Linked DNA regions of Homo sapiens: region 1 is linked to region 2. A link is a contact called in ENCODE Hi-C or POLR2A ChIA-PET data. All regions are on one chromosome and are shown on one strand. Each heading gives the region's core, a stretch centred on a gene start or an enhancer-like site at or near the end of the contact. The rest is flanking DNA. Distances are from core to core; before and after follow the strand shown. Region 1 has its middle 21 kb from the start of GOLIM4. Region 2 overlaps GOLIM4 (golgi integral membrane protein 4).

Region 1 (6,260 bases), core at 1,951-4,450, 46 kb before region 2:
GAGACCACCCGGCCATTTGAAAGACTACTCCCTCCACAGTTAGAAGGCTTGACTTTCCAACTCTCATAAAGTGAGCAGCCGGCCAGGCGCGGTGGCTCACTCCTGTAATCCCAGCGCTTTGGGAGGCCGAGACGGGCGGATCACGAGGTCAGGAGATCGAGACCATCTTGGCTAACACGGTGAAACCCGTCTCTACCAAAAGTACAAAAAATTAGCCAGGCGTGGTGGCGGGCGCCTGTAGTCCCAGCTACTCGGGAGGCTGAGGCAGGAGAATGGCGTGAACCCGGGAGTAGGAGCTTGCAGTGAGCCGGAGATCGCGCCACTGCACTCCAGCCTGGGTGACAGAGCAAGACTCCGTCTCAAAAAAAAAAAAAAAAAAAAAAAAAAAATGAGCAGCCAAGAATAAGTGCTGCCCCATTAAAACTTTATGAAGTGACGTAGAGCCTGTTTTTTTTTTTTTTTTTTTTTTTTTTTTTTTTTTTTTCAGAAATCAGCTATGCAGCTACTCCGTAGTAAAATTCCCATGCGAAGGTACATTACTACTGGTCTTCTAAAAAAGACTGCTGGAGTGTGGAAAGAGTCACAGAGAATGAGCTCTGGACACACACCTTGAGCAGCTGGATCCACTGGCTTAACTCTTGGACTTCCAGCCTCATGAGTCAATAAATTCCCCTCTCCCTTTTTCCCCCAAAGTTAAAAAAAAAAAAAGACACAAGAACAAATACTAAAATAATGATAGTATGTGTTTGTGTAAATAATACACAAAGCTTTAAGGTTGCTTTTTAAATATTGTTTGTAATAAAAAGACATCCAGCTATTACAGAACTTAGTGTATTAAGATTTTAATATCACAACCTACTTTTTTTATGATATAAACTTTATTTTTTTTTTAAAAGCTTGGCAATGATCTGTTCAGGAATCAAGGAAGAGTAATCATACCTCCAAATCTTGCCAGCAGTAATTCAAAATAAACTACCTAATCAGCAAGAGGAGATTTGTTTCATGGACTCTGAGGGAATTCTGGCAAACAAGTCTCATAAGTTTAATCAGCATCAAAAAATTGTAAGGGAAATATAGTAGCATGAATAATATTTAACTCTATCTATTCTGAACCATCTCACAATTGTATTCATAAGTTGTCCTAAAACCATCCATAGCTGTGAAGCTTTTCTGCTATCATATCCCAAACACCAGACCCTTCTCTTTAACACCTCCATGATAGTCCTTACAGGGTTGACTGGTTGAGCTAAAACTGAAGTGGGTTAATATGGTTTGACGGTGGGAAAGATATTATAGAACTGAGCAGTAAGAGACAATTTAAGAGCTAGTATGTTCTACTTAGAGATGACAAAGGTACATAAGGGAATATGATCAATTGGAGAAAACATGAGAATGCCGGGCACAGTGGCTCAATCAAGCCTGTAATCCCAGAACTTTGGGAGGATGAGGCAAGTGGATCCCTTGAGCTCAGGAGTTTGAAACCAGCCTGGGCAATATGGTAAAACTTTGTCTTTGCAAAAAAGTATAAAAATTAGCCAGGCGTGGGGGTGCGCACCTATAGCCCCAGCTACTTAGTGGCTAAGGCATGAGGATTGCTTGTACACAGGAGGTGGAGGACACAGTGAGCTGAGATCATGCCACTGCACTCCAGCCTGGGTGATCAAGTGAGATCCTATCACAAAAACAAAAACAAACACATGAGGAATTATTAGATCTAGAAGGATCTAGAAGATTTTGTGTGTTCACATGCACACATAGATATTCAGCTAAAAAGAGATACATAAAAAATAATAAGATCATGTCTTTTGCAGGAACATGGATGGAGCTGGAGGCTATTATCCTTAGCAAGCTAATGCAGGAACAGAAAACCAAATACCGCGTGTTCTCACTTATAAGTGGGAGTTAAATGATAAGGACCTATCAACACAAACAAGGAAATAACAGACACTGGGGTCTACTTAAGGGGGAGGGTGGGAGGAGGGAGAGAAGCAGAAAAGATAACTATTGGGTACTGGGCTTAATACCTGGGTGATGAAATAACGTGTACAACAAACCCCCATGAAACATGTTTACCTATGTAACAAACCTTCACAGGTACGCCAAAACCTAAAATAAAAGTTAAAAAATGGTTAAAAGAAAGTTAAAAAAAGTTTAAAAAGTTAAAAAAATCTAAAACATAAAAAAGAGATACAAATATCACAAACTAATTTTTCATTTCAAACCCTTAACTTCAATTATAAAATGTTAGTGTTGAAAAAAACACAAGAGATGATCTAATTCATTTTTCTCATTTCACAAGTGAGTAAACAAGGACAGGAAAGGCGAGATTACTCATTCAAGGCCACCAAGTGTGCAGAGTTGGTTGGACTTAGGCAGGCTAGATCCTGAAGAGTCCATGAATAGGAAGAGAGCCTTGACGTGGGTAAGCTTATGTTTCTGGAGAAAGTCCTTCCCCATTTCCTGTCTTCTTCCTGTAGGCCAGGTACTTGTCAGCTTGTATATCACCAGCCCTTAGGTTCTCTACCCATATGCTCTTAATGACAGTCCAAAGGGTCCACATTTGTTTGTTTACTAGAAAGCAGATGGCCAACTAACAGGAAACCCTAGAAAACCTTTACTTATCTATGTACATCCAACATTTGCAAAGATGTGTTCCCTTTGTTTACAGTATTTGATTGCTTGATGAGAATCCAGAGGTATTTCATTCCCTTTCATTAGTATTTCCTTCTTGTACACTTAAAATTCTGCATTGTCCAAGAAGAAATGTACTTTAAAATGTACATGAAAAGAACTGAGGTTTGTTTAATTTAATGAACGGAGGTTCATTTGATTTAAATGTCACCATTAAGGTGGGTTTGTTTTCTAAGTGTTTCTTTTTTTTCTATCTATTGCTCATAGCTATTTTTTTTTTAAAGTAAAGGATTTTTGAACTCAGCGTCATCAATATGATAAAATAAGGACACCAGCACAGGGCTGGTGTGTTTTGAGGCCCCTGGCTTGAGAGGTGTCTTGTCGTCTTACTTTTTCTCCCGAGGCTTGGGCTTTGAAGAGAACAAAGTAGTTCTGGAGTTTCTCTCCCTTCCCCAGAGTCATTATTATCTGAAGAGCAAAGAAAATAAAGGAGAATGTTGCTTCACCGCAGCACTTCTCAATCTTTCATGCTTGTTTCATCTTGTGGTAGTGGTGGCAACGTTCCAGGCTATGGGGAAAATAGGCTCTTATATGGTGTGCTTAAGCAAAGAGTAATTCATTAATACTAACACAGATGAGTACATAGGAAATAAAAGAAATAAACAAAAGGAAGACGCCCTTTAGGCCTGCTAGCAACAATAAAGCCACTATTTCCTGCAGAACCACTCCTAAGAAACAGCATTCTCTCTCAGGTACCTTGTCCCTAGAATTTCACACCCTCTATTGCTTTTTTTTCCCAGCCTCAGTGTAATCCTAAGTGAACTATAATCTTAAGTCACAACAGAAGATTAGAATAAGATGTATGTAATATATGTTATTTACTGAACTCACATCAGCTATAATTGCTTTATGGAGATTCTCAAATTTGAAACATGTTCAGCTTTTCAGGCTTGCATTACAAATTCAATATAAAAATTCCTATTTGGTGATTTTTATTCAGTCAGTCTTTAAGGAGAGAAGATTAGCAGCAGCTGCTTTTTTTTTCTTTCTCAGATACCTGACGGTTACCCTTTCCACACAAAACTTTTCTTTAATTTTAACATTCTTTAAGTGGAAATCTTTCTAAAGTGCATGTAATAAGTTTCCATGACCCTACCAGTAGGGAAAACAAAATGTAATTTAATTCTTCACTCTTCTCAGGATTATTAAAGCAGGTCCTGGTTCTCCATATGAAGACATTTCTTTGTCACAGAGCAGCATGGCCGTTGATAAGTGAATTGGGGCCAGACAAGCAGTTGCTAGGTAGAAGAGATCTTTCTGAGTCTCTGAGCCACTGGTCATCAAATACTTGGCATCAGGTCAGGACGGACAAGTGGAGCCCTGATATGGCTGTTCTCAGAAGTTCTGGGAAGGAGTCCTATTTAACTCCTCCAGAGCAAAGGCTTGGCGTGTGACCACAGCTACACCCAGAATTACAGATGGGGCTGTCTCATGATTCTGTGGTAAGTTTGCTTCTTTACTTGGCTGCTGCTGCGCAGTATGTCATTTACTACCCACAAGCAGTGAAAGAGGACTTCTCCTGGCTCCTTTTTAAGTGTGTGCATACAATGCAAAACCAAGTCTTCTGAGTGCCAAGTATAACTGGATAAAGGATAATGAATGAAATAAGATAATCTATTTTCTAAAAATACCTGAATAATACAACCCAAAGAATGTGCTCTACTTTCAAGCTTATGGAAATTCCAAGTAAATGTAATAATCCCCACCCTTGAGTTAAATGGGTAAAGTTACAAACATATTTTAAAGTACTAAAAACTGATCCAAACTTAATCAAAGCACTGATTGCTTTATGGTTTGGGGCAAAGGATTAATCTTTGAAGAATACAGATACTATAAATAATTAAAATCTTTACAAGGCAGATACTAATTTAAATTTCTTCATATTTGTGGGTATAGTTCTCTAGAAATATATTTTGTTGACAGACATTGATACTGATACCAATATCAGTAAGAAAATATTTATAAGAAAACATAAACAAAGGAAATTTGTTCATAACATTTACAAATGTTATAATTCACACTATCAAACCTTCCTTTCCCAAGTTCTGGAATTACATACTAGCTCCAATTTTATTTTTTCAATATTATGTGCATTTTACAATTTTTTTTTTTACCATTTTCCTATCTTGGCTCCTTTTTTCCTAATGAATGAAGCTCATATGCCTTATCTTAGTGTTGTTAACCTTATCCATTCTTTGGCCCTAACTTATGTTTCTAACTTAATTTCTAATCCTCATTTTACAAAACCAAAATTCTTGTATTATTAGACCTTTCATCATTTGTTGAGGAAGCTTTGCACTGTCCTTGCACCATTTCTAATGTCACCTTCTATATGGAGCCTCTGTGACCCCTCCAGGCAAAAGGGATTGGTCCTTTATCCAAATTTCCATAGCCCTTTGTACTTCCCATGTGGCATCCATCATGTATTGTGCTATGTTATTATCTGCACACATCCTATCTCATTAGATTGTAGCAGAATATGGGCCATTTGCCCACATGGATGAGTATCATTCATGTTACCTAGCATAGTGCCTTCTATATACAAAATGCAAGATAATAGGATGATATTATATATGTATTGAGTCAGATCCCTTTCAGTTGCAAAATAACAGAAATGCAGTCCAAGACGGCTTAGTCTCTAAAAAGGGAATTTACTGGATCATATAAATGCATAGTTTAGGGATGCAGTTGATCTCAAGTATAAAAAGATTGAGGAGCTCAAAGAATGTCCTTATAGTTCCCTCTCTCTTCATGTCTCTACTCTTTCTATACCCATTTCACTTCATTGTTCAAGGAGGTATTTTTCACATGGTGGTCAAGAAAGGCAAAAGCAGCCTCGTCTCTCATATTCCAAGAAAGACAGTCATTGGCTTTGCTTGGCTTTCATGTAGTCACACCAGATAAAGAATGAGAGCCTAATTTCTCATGAAATACAAATACAAATGATAATAGTTTATAGTTTATAGTTTTTGTAGTAAAAAACTATAAAATTACACTATAAATTACAGATTAAATTAACTTTTTAAGGACCTTCACAGATTAACGTAAGAGTTACCTTTACAATTTTTTAAATCTCAGTGAAAATATCAAATCAACGAACATGTATTGTATGGCTTTGTATTATGTTCAAGGGGTACAACCGATAGAAAAGCTGACATTTCAACCACTGAGGAATCACGGTCTAGTTGGTGGCTGACAAAATGTAAGGCATAACAAATGAATGAATATAAGAAATGATATTGTCCAAGTGTTAAATATTTCAGCACAGATTATAACCTTAATAGTAACTCAAGAAAGAAAGAATGATTGTGGAATAGAATAATCGTTGAAGATTTTGTGGAGACAGCGAAAGCTGTTTTGATTAAAGAAGGATGAATTGTTTTTGAATTGTTGGAAAAGGGTGGGAAGAAAATATGATTGAAGGAAGGAAAGAGAATGAAATCGTTTAGAGGTAAGCATTCTATCTGCAGAGACTTAATTGTAGACTCACTTATAACGGATAATTTAAGTTGAGAGTAAGATTAGATGGTGGAAGTAGGTTAGCTTAAAGAAGGCTTTGAATCCTGGGT
Region 2 (5,850 bases), core at 35-2,534:
AAATTATTTAATCATATATTTTTAACAACCACCTCACTGAAATGACTAAAAATACATGAAACTGTGTTTCATTACATATGATCATCATATATAGAGCAGTTTGCTCATACATTAAATAGCTCTAGATCAGTGTGTCTTTAGAATAAGTTCTCTGAGTAGTGATTGTTTTTTATAGTATTATTTGCTGTTGTTAGCTTCTTACTGTAATAATTCTGCCTTCCTCTCATTAAAGTTGCTTCATCTAATTTTTCTGTGGACTTGAAAGCCAAATAACCAACCTGGATAAAATTATATATAAAAAGAATATAAAAGACACCCACCCCCTCCAAAAAGTTTTCTTTTCAATTAAGTTTTAGGGAGGTTTTATTTTTAGTCTAGCTATTTATGGCCCATTTTTACATCTGTCTGATATTCCCCTATGCTTTTAACAACTTTTCTTAACAGAGTGTTATTTTACTTAAGTTTTCTGTTGAACTTTTTGCCTCTGTTCAATATACTGTAGTTGGCTTTGGAGTCAGAATGCCTCATAGCTCTGCCAAGTTTTAGTTTTATGTCCTCAGGCAAGTTGTTGAATCTTTCAGAACCTTTTTTTTTTTTTTTTTAAATCACATCTTCTTTACAAAGTTGGTATACAAAGTCAATGAATATGTTAAAGGCTAGGATGTTACTTGGCAGTCTGTTTCCTTCCCCAGTCATTCACCAGGTTGAATTGACTTCCCACCCCATCACTGAGTGACCAGTGACAAATGCCTTGGTGAACAGCATCCGTAATGAATACCAGTTTCATAGAAATGTCACAGTATATCTCCTGCAATGTAGGGCTGGCCCAAGACCACTCCTGCAGGCACTTTTGTTTCCTCAGATCATCAGTGCAATTTGGGGCGTGATCCACGTTGAGTTTCACCACAGAGTGGTACCAGAATTTGGCCCTATGGGAAATCCAGAGTCCAAGACTGGCCATAAAATTAAACTTTTTCTCTAGGTATCCTTCCGAGATTTGACGCCCAGAAGCAGATTTAAGTGCTATGTTGTATTTCACTCCCTGCCTGGAGTTCACAACAGGGAAACTCCGTCACAGGCGTTTCAGCCTTTGAAAAGAGTAAGATGATGGGAGTTTCATAGGGGGATGTATCAGTTACTGTGGATACTTAAAGTTAACAAAACATTCAGAGTAAGGAATTTTTTAATTAAAGTAAGTTCTACAGCATCCATGAATTACCTACATTTTTCCACTCCCTCACATACTTTCTCAAGTTACCCACCCTTGTGACTCATTCAGTAGCAAAATCAGTGAAGTCGGCATTCTCTTTTAGTCATCAAGCAAAAATGGGTCATCTCCCTGGCCTACTAGATTGTCTGGTTTGCCCCAGAAAATCTCTTTTCAGTTTGGCCCTCTTTCTGTTGCCATGTTTCCTTGCTTTTCCTGGAGGTAGGGGGGCGCCGGGGAAAGTGGGGGACAGTTTCCACCTATCATCAAGAACTTGCCATGACAGCCAGCTTCTTCACTCCAGGTTGCTCTCTTCTTAATGTTATATTTATTGTATTCATTCATCATTCCTGCCTAGAGAGCAGTGCTAAGATTCTGTCCTTGTCTTCTTTTAAATTCAGCTGAAATTCATTATCTGTTATGTGCCATGCACTGAATTAGGCCCTTAATTTAACATTATGGATTTAAAAAAATGAGGCTAAGAAAGGTTATGTGTCCAAAGTGACAAGGTAGTAAAAGATAGAAGGAACTTGAATGCAAATCTGTTGACTCAAAATTCAGTTTTCTCTCTACTTTAGCATGACTCCCCTTTCCTCCATGCATGCCAAGAGGTTAAAAATCACTGACGATGGGATGCGAGCTGGAAGCCTTCATTAAGTCATGCTTGAGCCTGTGCCACTGATATCCTCCCTCCCAGGCTCAGGTGACTGCTGTAATCAGTGTGCCCCAGGTACTATTCTCTGGGTCCAGTTTGACTGTGAATTTCCAGCCACTGGCTTGTAGAATAGACAAAAAAGCTATCACCTTTGAATTAAAAAGGACTAATCTTAGAATAGATTTAGCAAGTTAGAGTAGAAAACCCCCACTAACAAAGAAGAGCGAACTTATTATTAAAGGTATAGAAGTTGAGGAACTCACCTCTGACTTGTTTTTTAAGATATGGATTTGATCTTTAATCACAAAGGCATTACATTGAATAAATAACCTTTCCCTTTCAAGCTAAAAAGCAACAACCCTCTTCTAGAAAGTTCACAGAATTTAATATTTCTTTCTTTTTTGTTTGAACTTCTTTAATAACCTTAATGAAAATTAAGGTAGTTTCCATGGGTTGAAACCATTGGCAATTATTGATTAATTGTATTATTGGAAGAGAATAGTAAAAACAATTCATTTGGGTTTTATAATGTATAATTTTACTTTACCTTTGAGTCTGTGTTTCACCAGATAGAAAATTACTTTAGAGACTTTAATGATGCCACAGTGTGAACACCCATCTCAGGAAGATGAAGAAACTATGTATTTTCCCAATTTGGAATGGTGTAGACCTGAGTTCAGGTCTATAAAATTTGGATTTTTTGTTTGTTTGTTTGTTTTGTTTTTGAGACGGAGTCTCGCTCTGTTGCCCAGGCTGGAGTGCAGTGGTGCAATCTCGGCTTACTGCAACCTCTGCCTCCCGGGTTCAAGTGATTCTCCTGCCTTAGCCTCCTGAGTAGCTAGGACTACAGGTGCGTGCCACCACGCCAGTCTAATTTTTTGTATTTGTAGTAGAAATGGGGTTTCACCATGTTAGCCAGGATGGTCTCCATCTCCTGACCTCGTGATCCGCCCACCTAGGCCTCCCAAAGTGCTGGGATTACAGGCATGAGCCACTGCACCAGGCCTGGATTTTATAGTTAAATACCTGGATGACCTTTGGTAAGTTACCTAGCTACTTGGCCTTTGTCGTTGCCTAGTAAAGTAAGGATTATGTTTCTGGAGTTATGTGTGTAATGGTAAGTTACAACTTCTAGGAAAACAAGTTAGAGTATTTACCTTACTAATGGTGAATTAGTAGCACCATCTTTCTATACAAAGACTTCATAGTTGAAAATTAACTATATTAATGATTTTATGTAACACTAAGGAAATAAAAATAGAAGTGACATAAATCACTAATGATCCGCTTTTAAGATTTCCTTTAAGGAAATTTAGTTTAGCATATTACAAGATATTTTTAACAGGCATTTTTATTTCTCTTATGCAGTATATTTTGAATGCTCTTTGAAAGGCTGCTGTTTCCATAGTTAATTCATTTTATTCAAAGACAGAACATCAAAGCAGCAAAACTCAATTAAGTGGAATAGTCAGGAAATGAAATATTCTGGTGAATTTAGGTGGCAATGTTAAATAGAAAGCTTATTACCTTCTCTACCCATATGGCTTCTGGTCTCTGTATTTAAATCATTCCACTGAATTTGAGTTTTTATTGAAATCTCTGCTAATTTTTTTCCTAGAAAAATGAAGGAAAATCAATTAAAGAAACTTCTTGTTTCAAATTATATTATTGAAAAGCATTTCAAACTGTATTAATTGCTTGACTTCATTGGTAAAAATGTTCATCATTGGAAACATCAGTTCTCTTCCAGTACTGGCAATACAGATCAGATAGGAAGATTCAACTAAATGTGTATTGTCCCTTGGACCTAGCAATGTTCCGGCCATATGAGTACATTTTTATCTTTCGCTTTCTTCCAAAAATTGAGTGTGAAATAAAACTCCATTTATTTTAAATGAGCATCATTTAGTGAAAAGAAAATCAGCATATTAATTGATATGATATAAACTTAAAAAAATAGTTTGTGTAGCAATTTTAAAAGTGCAGGCCGGGCATGGTGGCTCACACCTGTAATCCCAGCAGTTTGAGAGGCCGAGGTGAGCAGATCACCATCAGGATTTCAAGACCAGCCTAGCCAACATGGTGAAACCCCATCTCTACTAATAATACAAAAATTAGTCGGACATGGTGGCATTCTCCTGTAATCCCAGCTACTCAGGAGGCTGAGGCAGGAGAATCGCTTGAACCCGGCAGGTAGAGGTTGCGGTGAGCCGAGATCGTGCCATTGAGCTTCAGCCTGGGCAACAAGAGTGAAACTCTGTCTCAAAAAAAAAAAAAAAATAAAATAAAATAAAATAAATTAAAGTGCAGAAAAGTTTTAAGAGGTAAAATAAGGCATTCACAATTGACAAAGGAATCTCTATAAAATTTTAGTGTTTATTCTTTATTTACAGAATCAATGGCAAATGGGTATGCAACTCTTTTTTAAAATCTAAGTTGTTTTGTTTTGCTTTTTATGTATTCTTATTTCCATTTTAAATTTTAGAGAAATAAGAAAAAAATAGATGAACAGATATGAAACTTCCCTTTTTAGTATTAAAAAAAAACTATCCTTAAGTTAACATTGCGGTATCTTACTGGATATGCAGAAAAAAAGAACAAATTGTTTTTAAACATATTTTTATCCTGCAAGAAGTTGACGTATAAACAGTAAGTTGCATACCTGTTTTTTAAAATTCAGAAAAAAATTGCTTTAAATAATGTGACTATTCAGAAGCCACATTTTAAGAGATTTTTTTTTTAATTTTATTTTCTTACACAAAGTGTTGAATGAGCAGTATTTGTCACAGTGATTTTTGTGTTGGTTTGCTTTCAGTTATTTTCGTCACAATAGGGAATGGAAGCCTAACAGAAAAATGCATCCATGAATTTTCAATATTTGTTTTATCTTACATAGATTACTTACTAATCTATGTTTTGTTGAAATCTTGTGAAAGTTATTTTAATTCTGTAGTGCAGTAGTATCACATATATATTTTCATCAAATATATAGTGATATTGTATACATTAATTTAAATTCAGAATGAGAAATTAAGCTCCTAGCATTTTTTAATTTTTGAGTTCTGAAGTTAAAAATGTGTAAAATTATTTTGTATATTCCTAGTGAAACACCAGCCCAGAAAATATTAATATACTCTGGTTATATTTTGTTTCTGTTCAGATTCATTAAAAAAAACTCTGAAAGAAAAGATGATGGAAATACTTTCTGCCCCACACAATAAATATCAGGTATATTTTGCATATCGATAATACAGGGTTGTTGTTCTTTCTGCCTTATGGGAATTTTTAATGAATCCTGGCCTTGTTTTTATTTTTCGAATGGCTGTGTTGTATTCTCTGATGCATTTAATATGGGGATGATTTGCTGGCTTCTGTCCGTACTTTGGCAACTACGTTCATTCATTTATTCATTCATTCATTTATATTTCCTATAATTACTTTTATTAACTCTACTATAACATTTAGTGTGTTTCAGTTTAGAAAAATATTGATTTTTAAATAAACAATGAAAAACAAAATACACAGAATAAAATACGCCGTTCTATCTCATGTATTTTTTTTTGTAAAAAGATAGTTTTGTGTGTGTGTGTGTTTTTTTTTTTTTAATTAAAGGCAACTACTTTTAGATCAGAAGAGTTTTTGTTGGTTTTTGCTCTTTTTGTATTGTGGTGTGTGTGTGTGCGTGTGTGTTTGGTGGCCCCTGAGGAAAAGCTAATAACCTCTCTATTTTTTGTTTGCCTACATATACTGCTAATTATGTATCCATTTAGATAGCTGCTTAATGTGTATTCCTAAGTTTGTTGCTTTGAGTCAAGGGCTAGTATTCTTCATTCATAAATTTGTGGTATGGAAGAGATGGACTAGTTGTAAGTATGGTAGTTTTTATTCCATCATTGAATAACTAATAAAGTAGTCACAAAATTATGCTCATTAGGAGTGGCATTTAATAGTGGGCACTTTAAATTTTTAAACAAAAAATTTACCCAGT

The links. Hi-C counts contacts between places; a loop is a spot of excess contacts on that map. ChIA-PET counts read pairs that join two places held with the same protein, here RNA polymerase II (POLR2A). Pooled maps may share reads with other maps.
Region 1: a map of mesothelial cell of epicardium shows a loop between it and region 2 (20-fold over the local background). The contact joins two enhancer-like sites. A Hi-C loop is called at or near these places in 1 of 168 maps with a recorded cell type or tissue (mesothelial cell of epicardium) and 1 of 50 pooled maps. POLR2A ChIA-PET finds 5 or more read pairs at or near these places in 3 of 52 experiments (GM10248, GM12878 and OCI-LY7).

What each region holds. Positions count from the first base shown.
Region 1 is chr3:168,114,236-168,120,495 of GRCh38, reverse strand. No RefSeq gene overlaps it. Among named protein-coding and RNA genes, the nearest start is that of GOLIM4, 21 kb to the right of the region's middle. RefSeq lists a silencer at 2,221-2,515 and a cis regulatory region at 3,767-4,267. Within about 2 kb of position 3,200, at least 9 of the 41 ENCODE cell types and tissues checked have a DNase peak (open chromatin) inside an H3K27ac peak, as active enhancers do.
Region 2 is chr3:168,067,130-168,072,979 of GRCh38, reverse strand. The region is part of intron 1 of GOLIM4 (golgi integral membrane protein 4); the gene reads left to right. Among named protein-coding and RNA genes, the nearest start is that of GOLIM4, 26 kb to the left of the region's middle. Within about 2 kb of position 1,284, at least 4 of the 41 ENCODE cell types and tissues checked have a DNase peak (open chromatin) inside an H3K27ac peak, as active enhancers do.